Regions from separate parts of the Homo sapiens genome. Here region 1 is linked to region 2. The links are chromatin contacts, found by Hi-C or POLR2A ChIA-PET in ENCODE. All regions are on one chromosome and are shown on one strand. The core of a region is the stretch at or near the end of the contact, and the rest is flanking DNA. Distances in the headings are between cores, read along the strand shown. Region 1 overlaps ADA (adenosine deaminase). Region 2 has its middle 28 kb from the start of PKIG.

What was found. Hi-C counts contacts between places; a loop is a spot of excess contacts on that map. ChIA-PET counts read pairs that join two places held with the same protein, here RNA polymerase II (POLR2A). Pooled maps may share reads with other maps.
Region 1: a pooled map shows a loop between it and region 2 (4-fold over the local background). The contact joins two enhancer-like sites. A Hi-C loop is called at or near these places in 1 of 168 maps with a recorded cell type or tissue (CD8-positive, alpha-beta T cell) and 2 of 50 pooled maps. POLR2A ChIA-PET finds 5 or more read pairs at or near these places in 3 of 52 experiments (WTC11, activated CD8-positive, alpha-beta memory T cell and activated T-cell).

What each region holds. Positions count from the first base shown.
Region 1 is chr20:44,640,639-44,647,203 of GRCh38, reverse strand. The region is part of intron 1 of ADA (adenosine deaminase); the gene reads left to right. Among named protein-coding and RNA genes, the nearest start is that of ADA, 7.8 kb to the left of the region's middle. RefSeq lists cis regulatory regions at 1-490, 874-901, 1,590-2,148, enhancers at 3,057-3,646, 3,937-4,116, 3,647-4,237, 4,127-4,246, 4,238-4,827 and 5 more and a silencer at 1,214-1,293. Within about 2 kb of position 4,248, at least 37 of the 41 ENCODE cell types and tissues checked have a DNase peak (open chromatin) inside an H3K27ac peak, as active enhancers do.
Region 2 is chr20:44,551,569-44,557,538 of GRCh38, reverse strand. It overlaps a transcript of PKIG not described here. Among named protein-coding and RNA genes, the nearest start is that of PKIG, 28 kb to the left of the region's middle. Within about 2 kb of position 4,263, at least 5 of the 41 ENCODE cell types and tissues checked have a DNase peak (open chromatin) inside an H3K27ac peak, as active enhancers do.

The DNA of each region.
Region 1 (6,565 bases), core at 2,999-5,498, 90 kb before region 2:
CTCAGCCTCCCAAAGTGCCGGGATTACAGGCATGAGCCACCGCACCCGGCCAAGGGACAGCAGTTTCTAAACTGTCCCTCTCTGATGCAGAGGGGAATTGGGGCTAAATCAGCAATGTGCCTTTTCTGTCTCATATTTGAATGTCTACTCTGCACGAGGCGCTGTCCTGCTTTGCATACAGTGACTCATTTAATGTTTATGTCAGCCCTCTGAGGAAGGTCCTGTCCTATTATTAACTTCACTTATTATGAGGAAACTGAGACTCAGAGAGGGGAGGGAACTTGCCAAAGTCACACAGCTGGCAAGCAGCAGAGCTAGACTTGAACCCAGATCTGCCTGCACTCAAGTAGAAGCTGTTCATTGCTTTGCTCATTTGCCAATTCCACTTTATGCAAAAAAGAGGGGGCAGTGTGGGGGGAAGAGTTAGAATCAGGGTGGCAGGGTGGGCCAGTGCATTAGCCCTGGGCTTCAGATGTACTGGGGTTGAATTCCTGCCTGCCGCTTAGCAGCTAGGGTACCTCAGGTAGACAACTCCTGAAACTCAGCTTCCCCCTCTGTAAAATGGGGTGACAAAACCAAGATCTTGGGGTTCTTGGGGAAACTGACATGCTGATTGGTTTTTGTACAGTGCCTGGCTGGTAACAGCAGGCCCTCAGGGGTGCGTTTCCTTCCTGGGGACTGGAGTGGGGGTTGCAGTAGACTCTGGGAGGCCTCTCCAGCTGCAGAATCTCCCTCCTCCCTCCTCCTTTTTGTCTTCCTGACACAAAACCCACCAGCTGCACTTCTTTGGGCTTGCAGTGGCTTTCAGTTACCAGAGCCACCTGTTAAAACAAAAATGTGCCTAGGAAGAGCCTGCCTTACCCATTTTGACTCACATGGCAGTTGGTGGTGGAGGGGAACAAAGGAGACTGAGTTTCATCGAAGCCTTTTGCTTCGGAGGAGGAAGGGAGGATCAGAGAGAGGAAGTGGTCTGTGTTCACACAGGGAGGCAGGGGAGGCCAGGCAGCTTCCCAATCCTGCATTCAACCTCAGGGTGGGCTTGACCTGGGTGGCTGGGGGCCCTGTGATCCAGGAGAGACTTGTCCACCTGCTCAGGTGTCTTGAAGGGGTCCCTGTGGTACCCCCTGGGGCGGGGCAAGGTAGTAGGACCATGGTCTGGCTGGGGAGGTGGAGAGGAGCAGGCTGTGGGCGCAGAGTGAGGTTGGAATCTGTATTTACCCAAGGTGTTGGGGGTAGGCTTGCCCTCAGCCCTTAATGTTCTCAGGCCCCTGAGCAGTTGTGGGGGATAACCTCTGCACTCCTAGTGACCAGGGAGCTAGAACAGCAAGGAATTTGAACTTGGACACCAGCTGGGGTCAGGCTCTCTGGGTCTGAGTCCTGATTTCCCACTTTCCAGCTAGAGGAGCTTGAATGAGTCATTTAACTTCACGGTGCCTCAGTTTCCCCTCTCTAAAATGAGAATTATACCCATACCCACCTCTCAAACACCAAGTGCAGGCCTGGCTCAGAGCAGGTGCTGCAGCAATAGCTGCCATTGGTCAGCATCATCATCATGGTTGGTAATGGTCCTACTTTGACTTTTGAGACAGAGTCTCACTCTGTCGCCCAGGCTGGAGTGCAGTGGTGCAATCTCGGCTCACTACAACCTCTGCCTCCCGGGTTCAAGTGATTCTTCTGCCTCAGTCTCCCAAGTAGTTGGGATTACAGGTGTGCGCCACCATGCCTGGCTAATTTTTGTGTTTTTAGTAGAGACAGGGTTTCACCATGTTGGCCATAACAATGGCTGTCCTTGAAGTAGTCCTGGGTACCAGGTGACTTCAGTGACTTTTTTTTTTTTTTTTTTTTTGAGCTGGAGTCTTCCTCTGTCACCCAAGCTGGAGTGCAGTGGCACGATTTTGGCTCACTGCAACCTCTGCCTCCTGGGTTCATGCGATCCTCCTGCCTCAGCCTCCCAAGTAGCTGGGACTTGGGATACACTTGCCCCCGCTGGTCCTCCCTTCCACCTCTGTGAAGAGGAGGTCTCAAACTCCTGGCCTCAAGTGATCCACCCACCTCAGCCTCCCAAAGTGCTGGGATTTCAAGAGTGAGCCACCGCACCTGGCCCCTGTTTAGATGTTAGCATCAGTGACCCAGCACCTTGCTATGTGGCATGCAGGGAGCGTGCTGCTAGACCTCCGGGTTTAGAGTCAAATAGCTTCCTGGCTGTGGTATGCATTAGACTTTCTAACTCAAGGTCCTCCCACTCTCTGAGCCTCAGTCTTGTTGCCTTTAAAACGAGTTTAAGTGTGCTGAGTCCCTATGCTGTGGCTCCACAGGAATTTCCCCAGGTGGAAGACACATCTTGCCTTCTGTGAAACCTCTCAGCAGCAGAGCTGTCAGGCCCCGTCAGCAGGAGACACTGTGGGGACTGCTCAGTCCCTTCCACTGTGTACCTCGGAGCTGGCGGAGCCTAGATGAGGCTGAGCATAGAGGGCTTCCTGGAGGAAGTGGAGCTGAAACAGTTTCTCAGCCCAGGGCTGCTCTGTCTCCTGGCCTCACACTAAAAGTCAGTTGAGAGGCCATAGTGGCATAAGTCACTGACCCTGGCACTGCCCAGCTCATCACCAAAAGCAGGGCTAGGGAGGGAGGGGACATTCGATTGGCAGTGGGCACCTGTGGCTCATCTGGGTTCTGGCCACGGTGCTCAGGTTCTGTGAGCTGACCAGGCAGCCCTGGCTCCTCTGCCCCCGTGTGGGTTCTGCCAGGTCCCATGGGGGCAGGTCAGCCCCTTCCTTGTTGCAGGGAGAGCACCCAGCATTGCTGACATGGGACAGGGAAACGAGGAAATAACGGTGTGGTCATTGAACACAGAGAGCACTAGGTGCTGTGCGAGGTGCTGAGGACACGACATGATGACACAGACAAGGTCCCCCCTCTCAGCAAACGGCTCATGAGGGAGACAGACATGTTACATACATGAACCCAAAAAGTCAGACGAAAACAAAACAGAGCGATGTGTTTGGGAGGCAAACCCAACTGCCGGAGGCGAGCAGGGCGTCTACCTCCAAGGTAAACCCAGTCAGATTAGTTGTCCCCAAGGCTCACCAGGGAGAACTAATCTGACTAGGTTTGCCTTGGAGGTAGACGGCCCTGCTCGCCCTCCAGCAGTTGGGAACGTGGAAACATGAGTCAGATCTGGGAGTATCTGTCCCAGGAGTCCAAGACCTGGGTCCTCATGGTAGCTCTGCCACCGACACACTGAGTGACCTTGGGTAAGTGAACCCACCGCCCTGGACCTCTCTGGCACGCATCTCTTGAGAGCAGGGACTTAGTGCATTTCCCGAGGGCCTCCACGGTGCCTGGCACATAGTGGGGCTTAGTAAATATTTGTTGGTAACTGAGGATGCTTCCTGTTCACATCAGCGCTGGGAGGATTTCCTGCTGTTCAGACAAATGCTGGGCTGGCTGTGAGTCAGCCTTGCAGAGAGCAAAGGCAGTGGGAAGGGGCGTGAGATTCCCCTCTGGAGAGGTCAGGAGGCCAGGCACTGTCTCGACATGAGTGCCAGGGAGGGGGTGTGGCCTGTGGGCAGGGCTTGGGCTGAGGCAGAGGGACTTGAGTTCCACCCTAGCTCTACCACCATCAATTTTGTGTAACTCTGGACAGGCCACTGAACTTCTCCGGGCTTAGCCTGGCAAGTCCATTTCCCCATCTGTAACATGGGCCGATATGTACATTGCCTAGGGATTAAATGAGATAAAGGGTCTGAAAACAGTAGGTAGCTGCTTTATCATTATTATTATTTCTGTATTATTGATGTCTGAGGCTAGGCCCACAGAGGCAGTACAGTAGAGTGGTTAGGAGCTCAAGAATCAGACTAGGGTTCAAATTCTGACTCCATCACTGACTGTTTTGGGGTACTTCTTTGAACCTCAGTTTCTTCATCAGTAAAATGGGAGTGAAGTCTCTACCTTGCTGGTTGTAAGGATGAAATAAGATAATGCATATAGATGGTCTAGCACATAGTAGATACTCAAAAGTTTGAGGCCACTGCTGACCCTTTTCCCTGAAAGGAGACAGGAGAGCGGGGTCGCCACCCCATTGTCATTGTCATCTGGAATAGGCTGACAGACTTCCCATGGTGTGTTGCAGTTTTCTAGAAAATTCAGTAGGAGGCCTGCCTGAGCTTGAGCCACCTGTGGAGGTGGCTTCCTGCCTCTGCTCCACACCTGAAACGCGTCTGGGCCTCTTCTCAGGCAGCCGTGAGAAGGGATGAGTGCTACTGGTCATGGTGGGCAGCTGGCTCTGCTTTCCCCCTTCCCAGAGGCGCTCCTGCCTCCTGCCCAGCTCCCTGAACCCCTAGCTTCTGCACCCCGGCACTGTCTGGCTTCTGCCCCGCTGAGCACCCACTGTCTCTGACGCTGCCTTGAGTACTTCCCGCATGTTATTCAAATCCCAATCAGATCTTCCCTCCCGCAGTAGCTGGTCTTCTGTTCTGGCTTCCTGCCATCCTGTCCTCCACACAGCAGCCGGGAAAGGTTTTTTTAAAGGGGACTCTCCGATTTAACACACTTGGGTGGAAAACCCTTTGCTTCGGCCTCTGCAATCTCCCTGCCCCCTCTCCACTTTGCCCTGGCCTCATTTCTCACCACTAACCTCACTCTGCACTCTGGCCAACTCCCCGCCTGCTTCCTGATTCAGACACTAAGCACACGCAGCTCCCCTGCCTGGAGCCATTCTCCCTCTCCTTCTTTCTTCTCCCTGGCGAACTCCCCCTTTAAGTGATCTTTTCCCAACACACTTTCTAAATTGCCCCCACCCCAGTGTGATTTTTCTTTATCTCATAGCACTTGGTCTGCTTCTTATCACAGTTTGCAAGGCTGAGTTCAGAAAGGTGTGTTTGCTCATTCTGAGGCAGGAGAGGCTACCTTGTGCTGCTGTGGTAACAAACAGCCCCCAGGTCTGAGGGGTCTGCAGAGACCCAGGTTGACCTCATACTGCTTGTCCCTCCAGGGCCTCCAGTGAGGTTTCGGCTCCTTGGATCACTCAGGGCCCCAGGCAGATGGGAAGATTCCACTCTGAACATTGCCAATTGTTGTGCCAGAGTAAAGCAGAGCTGGGAGGTGGGCTCTTGAATTGGCATTTAAATACTTTTGCCAGGCAGGGTAAGGCAGCTCACGCCTGTAATCATAACACTTTGGGAGGCCTAGGTGGGTGGATCACCTGAGGTCAGGAGTTCAAAACCAGCCTGGCCAACATGGTGAAACCCTGTCTCTACTAAAAGTACAAAAATTAGCCGGGCATGGTGGTGGGCGCCTGTAATCCCAGCTACTTGGGAGGCTGAGGCACGAGAATCCCTTGAACCTGGGAGGCAGAGGCTGCAATGAGCTGAGATCTTGCCACTGCACTCCAGCCTGGGCAACAGAGCCAGACTCCATCTCAAAAAAAAAAAAACAACAACAACAAATAAATAAATGAATAAATACTTTAGCCAGAAGTAGCCATGCAGACCTCCCCCCACCAGTCCCACCCACAAGCGGACGTGACTACCGCCCCCATTCACTGCCTGATCCTCCTGTTCTCAGGGGCTCCAAGGCCAGGCCTGGTTTGACCTTCTGACTTTCTGACTTCCTCCTACCTTCCCAGTAACCTCATGCAACTCCTTTCACTCAGCCTCAATCATCCCCATGGGTGTTTAAACTTGCCCAAGACATGCCCCTTTGAAAAAGCCTGCCATTCTCTTGACCCACATGCACGTCCTGCCCCCTCCAAGGCTGCTAGTTCCTTTAGGGGCAAAATTGTGAAAGAGTAGTCTAAACCTTCTTCCTCTTCTTACCTCCACTTCTTTCTTACCTTATTCCCATGTGGATTCTACCCTCACTCAGGCCTCTAGAACGGTTCCTCTACGGCAGTGGTTCCCAATCTTGACTACGTGTTTTTTTAAAAAAAGTCCTCCACCTGGGCCTGCCACCAAGGATTTTTCTTTAATTGACCTCAGATGGGGTTGAGGCCTTGGGAACTGGCCAGAACTTCCCGTGCTCCTAACTTGCAGCCGGGGTTAAGAACTACTCCTCTGAAGCCCCCAGTGCCTGCGCTTTTAGCCCGACGGACAAGTTTCTGCCCTTCCATCCTGTGACCTCCAGCAGGGCCTGACCATGTGAGTTTTCTGTGGCTGCCGTGACAAGTTGCCACACCCTGCATGGCTTCAACCAACAGAAACGTGTGCCCTGGCAGTTCTGGGGGCCAGAAGTCCAACATCAAGATATCATCAGAGCCACATGCCCACTGAAGGCTCTCGGGGGAATCCATTCCTTGCCTCTTCTGGTTGCTGGTGGCTCTAGGCATTCCTTGGCTTGTGGCTGCATCATTCCAGTCTCTGCCTCTGAGGTCACGTTGCTGCTTCCTCTTGTGTGTGTTTCTCTTAAAACTCTCTGCTTCTGTCTTATAAGGATACATGTGATTGCATCTAGGGCCCAACCAGATAATCCAGGATAAACTCTTCCTGTCAAGACATTTAATAATCACACTTTGCCATATAAGGTAATTTTTTTTTTTTTTTTGAGGTGGAGTTTTGCACTTTCACCCAGG
Region 2 (5,970 bases), core at 3,014-5,513:
TTTTTTTTTTTTTTTTTTGTCACCTGTCACCTGTCACCCAGCTGGAGTGCAGTGGTGCGATCTCGGCTCACAGCAACCTCTGCCTCCCAGGTTCACGCAATTCCCCTGCAGCAACCTCCCGAGTAGCTGGGACTACAGGCGCTCGCCACCACACCAGCTAATTTTTGTCTTTTTAGTGGAGACGAGGTTCCACCACGTTGGCCAGGCTGGTCTCCAACTCCTGACCTTGTCAAGTGACCCACCTTCCTTTGCCTCCCGAAGTGCTGGGATTACAGGGGTGAGCCACCGCGCCCAGCCCACCACAGTTCTTAGAGACCAAGGAATAAGGGTATAGTTTTTTTTAAAACATTTACTGTTCAGGAAAGGCTGAAAAATAGTACAAAGAAATGAAAAGTACAAGTCCCTCTCATTAAGTATAGATTACTCTAAATACACTGAAAATCCCAATAAAATCATTTATTTATATACGACCTTAATAGAATAGATAGATGCATGGCCCCCTTTTTAATTTTAATTAAGTACTCATATTGCAAGATGCATAAAACCCCCAGCAGTTTATTTTAAAACTGCAAACAATCCTGGAAGGCTTGAATAATGAGCTTGACAAATTGGAGACTTTTATTCCACTATCATAAAAATAATGAGTGGGGCTTTTTGAAAAGCATGGCATATTCCAAAGGTTTAGAAGAAAGAAAATCTTATGAAGGAGACTTAAACCTATATATCTAGTATTATTTTTACATACCAATTTGAGAAAACTAATAAAGCCAACAAATATCTATCAACCCTCTACTCTGCCATAAATAAAAAAGAAAAAAAGAAATGTTTCACTTGGAATCCAAATTTAGTACAGATCTTCATTAACTTACTACTATTGGCCAGGCGCGGTGGCTCATGCCTGTAATCCCAGCACTTTGAGAGGACAAGGGGGGCAGATCACCTGAGGTCAGGAGTTCAAGACCAGCGTGGCCAACATGGTGAAACCCCGTCTCTACTAAAAATACAAAAATTAGCCAGGCATGGTGGCACACGCTTGTAATCCCAGCTACTCAGAAGGCTGAGACAGGAGAATCACTTGAACCCAGGAGGCAGAGGTTGCAGTGAGCCGAGATCGCGCCACTGCATTCCAGCCTGGGTGACAGAACCAGACTCCATCTCAAAAAACAAACAAACAAACAAAAATCTTACTACTAATATTAGCCAAAAGACACTATTATGGCTAATAATTAAGTTTTGGTTGTAACATATGTGGGATAATGTGATATATAAGCCAAACACACTTTTTTTAAGCTCAGAGATTCAGCTAAATGAGAACAGAAAATAAAAAGATTATTTTAGGTAATAAATGATGTAGTTGTTCAGAGTAATAAAGCAGCAATAAACTTTAAATTAGGTCTCTAGGCTGGGTGTGGTGGCTCATGCCTGTAATCCCAGCACTTTGGGAGGCCAAGGCGGGTGAATCATGAGTTCAGGAGATCGAGACCATCCTGGCTAACAGGGTGAAACCCTGCCTCTACTAAAAATACAAAAATTAGCCAGGCATGGTGGCACGCACCTGTAGTCCCAGCTACTTGGGAGGCTGAGGCAGGAGAATCGCCTGAACCTGGGAGGCAGAAGTTGCCGTGAGCAGAGATCACGCCATTGCACTATTCCAGCCTGGGTGACACAGCGAGACTCCGTCTCAAAAAAATAAAATAAAATAAAATAAATAAAGTAGGTCTCTAATATTCCTCCCAACTCTTGGGTTTTATGACCTTATCACACAAGTATTTTCTTGTTAAAAAAAATGAGGTTCCCTAGCAAGTGGACAAAAAATAAATATACATATATGTGGAACAATAAAATAATCTATACACATATACACACACAAAATGAGTGGGAGTACTAAGATGAAAGAAATATTTTCAGAGTATGAACAGGATGCTTTTCAGATGAAATCCTCAAGTATCAACAAAGAACTGTGGGTGAGCTTAAATCATGTGGGCCTAAACTACTCTGTAACTTATCTAAAGCCAACAGGATGGTATCTCTGAATTTAGACACAGAAAGATACATGGTAGTTTGGATATTTAGAAGGATTTAGTTTAAAGCCAATGTTTACAAGAATATTTATAAACTTACATAAAACCTATAGAATTTGGCAAGCTTTGGAGAGACAAACAAACAATTCTGGTCAGAAATGAACTTCCTGTAAATAGATGTCAGTGTTTTGACAGTACACTGTTAAGCACTATTCCTTATAGTTTTTGTAAAAGGAATAAAACAAAGGTAGAGAATACACACATCTCTCAATACATTTTCATGTTTGTTTACTTGTTTGTTTTCAATTGAAATTAAAACATTTCTTAATTTCTAATACTGACGATAATTCTATCGATAGTATCTTTTCTTTTTTCTTTAAGAATAACATCAACAAAAATAATAATGACAACATCAACAAAAATAGCACAGTAACATGTTAAATGATTTCTGGCAGTCTGTCAAAAATACAGATATTAAAACAGATATTAAAATAGGACACTTAAATGATATTAAGCTTCAACAAATCTGTAAAACCCAAAACCGTAACAATTTTTAATACCCTACTCTCAGAAAAGAAAAAATGTCACATTACTATAGAACAAAAGTAAATCAATAAGATGATTATTTTCCTGTATCTTATCGAGTTGGGGGAAATCCTGTCTCTGTAGGTGCCCCCACGCCCCCTGCCCTTTTCAGAAGACTTTCTTCAAACTGCAGGTAGCCTGGAAGTCTTCCCAGAAAATCTTTGAAAAAACACAGTCTGTTGTCTTCTGCATAGACACTTTGGATCTTACAAAGCACTTAGAGGTTTGTCCTCTGCTAAAAACAAGTTAGGAAAACCAAGAATCTGTTTTTTGCCCCCAAGCTGGAAGCTCCTGCCCACCAGCAAACTACTGCCTATTCCAGCTCTGTCCCCACTGGTACTTGCCACCCCCTCACCCCCTCACCCTTGTCCCAGTTCTTAGCTAGCAATTAGCATCAAGTCTGGACCCTGCTCAAAAACCCATCCTTCCCCTTGCTCTGACTACCAAGTTAAAAGTTCCTACTCAAAATGGGGTGTTGGTTACATAGGTATATGCATTTGTCATGAGCATTTCACTATATGTTAAATTTATCTGGATTAAAAAATTTTTTAGGCCTTGCACAGTGGCTCACACTTATAATCCTAGCACTTTGGGAGGCTGAGGTGGGTGAATCACTTGAGGCCGGAGTTCGAGACCAGCCTGACCAACATGGTGAAACCCTGTCTCTACTAAAAATACAAAAAAAAAATTAGCCAGGCATGGTGGTGTGTGCCTGTAATCCCAGGTACTGGGAAGGCTGAGGCACGAGAATTGCTTGAGCCTGCGAGGCAGAGGTTGCAGTGAACTGAGATTGAGATCATATCACAGCACTCCAGCCTGGGCGACAGAGCAAGATTCTGTCTCAAAAAAAAAAAAATTTTTTTTTAAATTAATAAACTGGTCTACAATGCTCTGCTGTCACTGTTAGCTTCTCTGAATTTATTTTGTGCCAAACTTCCCTCTCACTGTCCTTTGGTCACTTTTTTCAGCTTCTCCAAGGGCAAGCTCTTCTCTCGACCCCAAGACTCATAGCTCATTTCAGCATGTAATACTCTTCAGCCAACCCCACATTCCCCTAACTAACCCTTTTCTCCTAGTTAATGCCTACTCACCCCACCAGACTCAGCTTGGGTGCCTTTTCCTCCAAGGAGCCTTCCTTCCTCCCCTCACCCGTGTGCACAGGAACATGTTCACATATGCAGGCCAAGGCATCTCTCTGTTCCCTTAGCATTTACTATAAACGAGCATTAGAGTATAAGGTCCATGACAGCAGGCACTATGTTTTTATTAGTCACTGTCATAACCCTAGCACCAAGTATATCACAGATGATCAGTAAATGTTCATTTAATGAATGTTAAATGAAGGCACAAAGATATCAGTCATTCTGATCTATAAAGCTTCCTTCACCATTTTGCTGATCTAATGTGCTGTCTGGCCTCTCTGTTATCTGAAATCCATCTGTGAAGCTACCACAGCTCTGACTCTAATACTGCTTGGGTTTCCTATCTCAGAAGAGCAAACTTTCCAGGTTCAACTTAAGGCAACCATTTTCAAAGAGCAAAATGTGTTTACTCTTAACATGTACACTTCAGGCACTTGTCTAACCTCTCAGCCAACAGAAGTGGTTTGTCTAGACAAGGGTTTATGTGAGATATTCACTACATGGCGTTGGTCATACTGGCACTCCGAGGCAGCATAAACTTTAGCCTTTCCTGGGATGGAATTAATGACCTGATACCTTCAAGCTTTCAACTTTGGAAAATCACAAAAAAGTAAGTCAACTGATTCCCTAAAAATTCTCTCTCTTGCAAGGTTGTTATGAGGCGGTGGGAAGAAAAATGAGAAAGATGAGTCAGTGTGAGTCAGTGTTAAGAAAAAAGCTCTGCTTCTGGTAAACAGTTTGCTCTTTTACTGACAGGACTAGGATTACCCGACTCCCACTTCTAAAAATACACAAATAACAGGTGGTATACATTATATAAGTGGTTCCAAAACACAGACTCAGATCATTGACTCTAAAAAGGGAACAGTTAATCAGCAATGAGCCAGACCTTCCCCAGAGCCTGCTTCTCGGAGAAGCCCCCAGACTAAGTAAGCATTTCCCTAAAGACAATTAAGATCCTAAATGCTTCCACTGCCCACTCAAGTGACCTAAAGGAATGACTGAACCTCCCTTACAATAACAACTACTTCATGAGCACCTACTACGTGCCAATAACTCTGCTAGGCTTCATACAATTCATCTTTAAACTTTACAACAATCCTGTAAGATGGTTGTTATTATCCATGTTTTACAGATAAGGAACCTGGCGCACAGGGGTTGGGTTAGATTTATATACAGTTGCATAGTGGCAGCACCAGATTTGATTCAAAAGTGCCTGCTTGTCTCCTTTCATTCCAAACTGAATTCAGAAATATATATGAATTACCCTGAGCAAGGCAATGCATCAGGTACTGCAGGGGATACAAGCTAGAAAAGGCTACTCCAATTATCAAGAAAGCAAAATTGGAAGTAAATGAGACTATGTAGGAGAGCTTCATCTCTCTATTTCCAAGATCCCAAACAAGGCCCGCCACACATAAGTTGCCCAGGAAATTACTACTGAAACATATGTGGAAGAAAAGGGAAACACACAATCAAATGTAACACAGGCAGTCTGTGCTTAGTGTCACAAGACAGAATGTGCTGTGATGATTTAGATTGTATCCTGATGGATGGCTTTGAGAAATACGCGCAAACAACGTGGCATTTGAGATAAGTCTGACAAACAGACTGACAGACAACAGAGAAAAGTAAAGAGATCAATGGAATATGTCAGGGGTAGTAACAGTTGAGACAAACCCTTTGGTACCTCTAGCAGCACAGGGAGAAATAAAGCTAGAAGAAACAGATTCTACATTGTGTTGGCCCTGAGTCTGCTTCAAGTCCCTTTTTATATAGAAAAGTGTAGCAATTACGAATATTTCCTAGCCGATTCCAATACACGGGGAGACACTCTTAATGGTTAAATAAATAAAAATCTGCTGTATAACCTTTTGTGGAACAAAGTGGTGGTGGTAGAATACAACAGAATAAATGAATATTTGTTTACAAATCTAGAGCATATGTGGTTGTAGAACTAAAGGAGAATTACAGATAAGTTCTACCACCTTTATTACCTCAACTCTGAATCATGATGATAAGGATTCTGTGACAGCACATTTTATTTTAATTTAACCTATAGCTCCTTCAGCAGAAGACCAGTCAAGTCAATGACACTCAACAGGCACAGCTGGCTAGAGGACTTTCTGGAAACGGAGGGGATGGGAGGCATTTTTTGGTTGACACAACAGTCAATTGTCTCCTCATTCAAATGGGCATTTAGTAGGTAGAGACCAAGATGT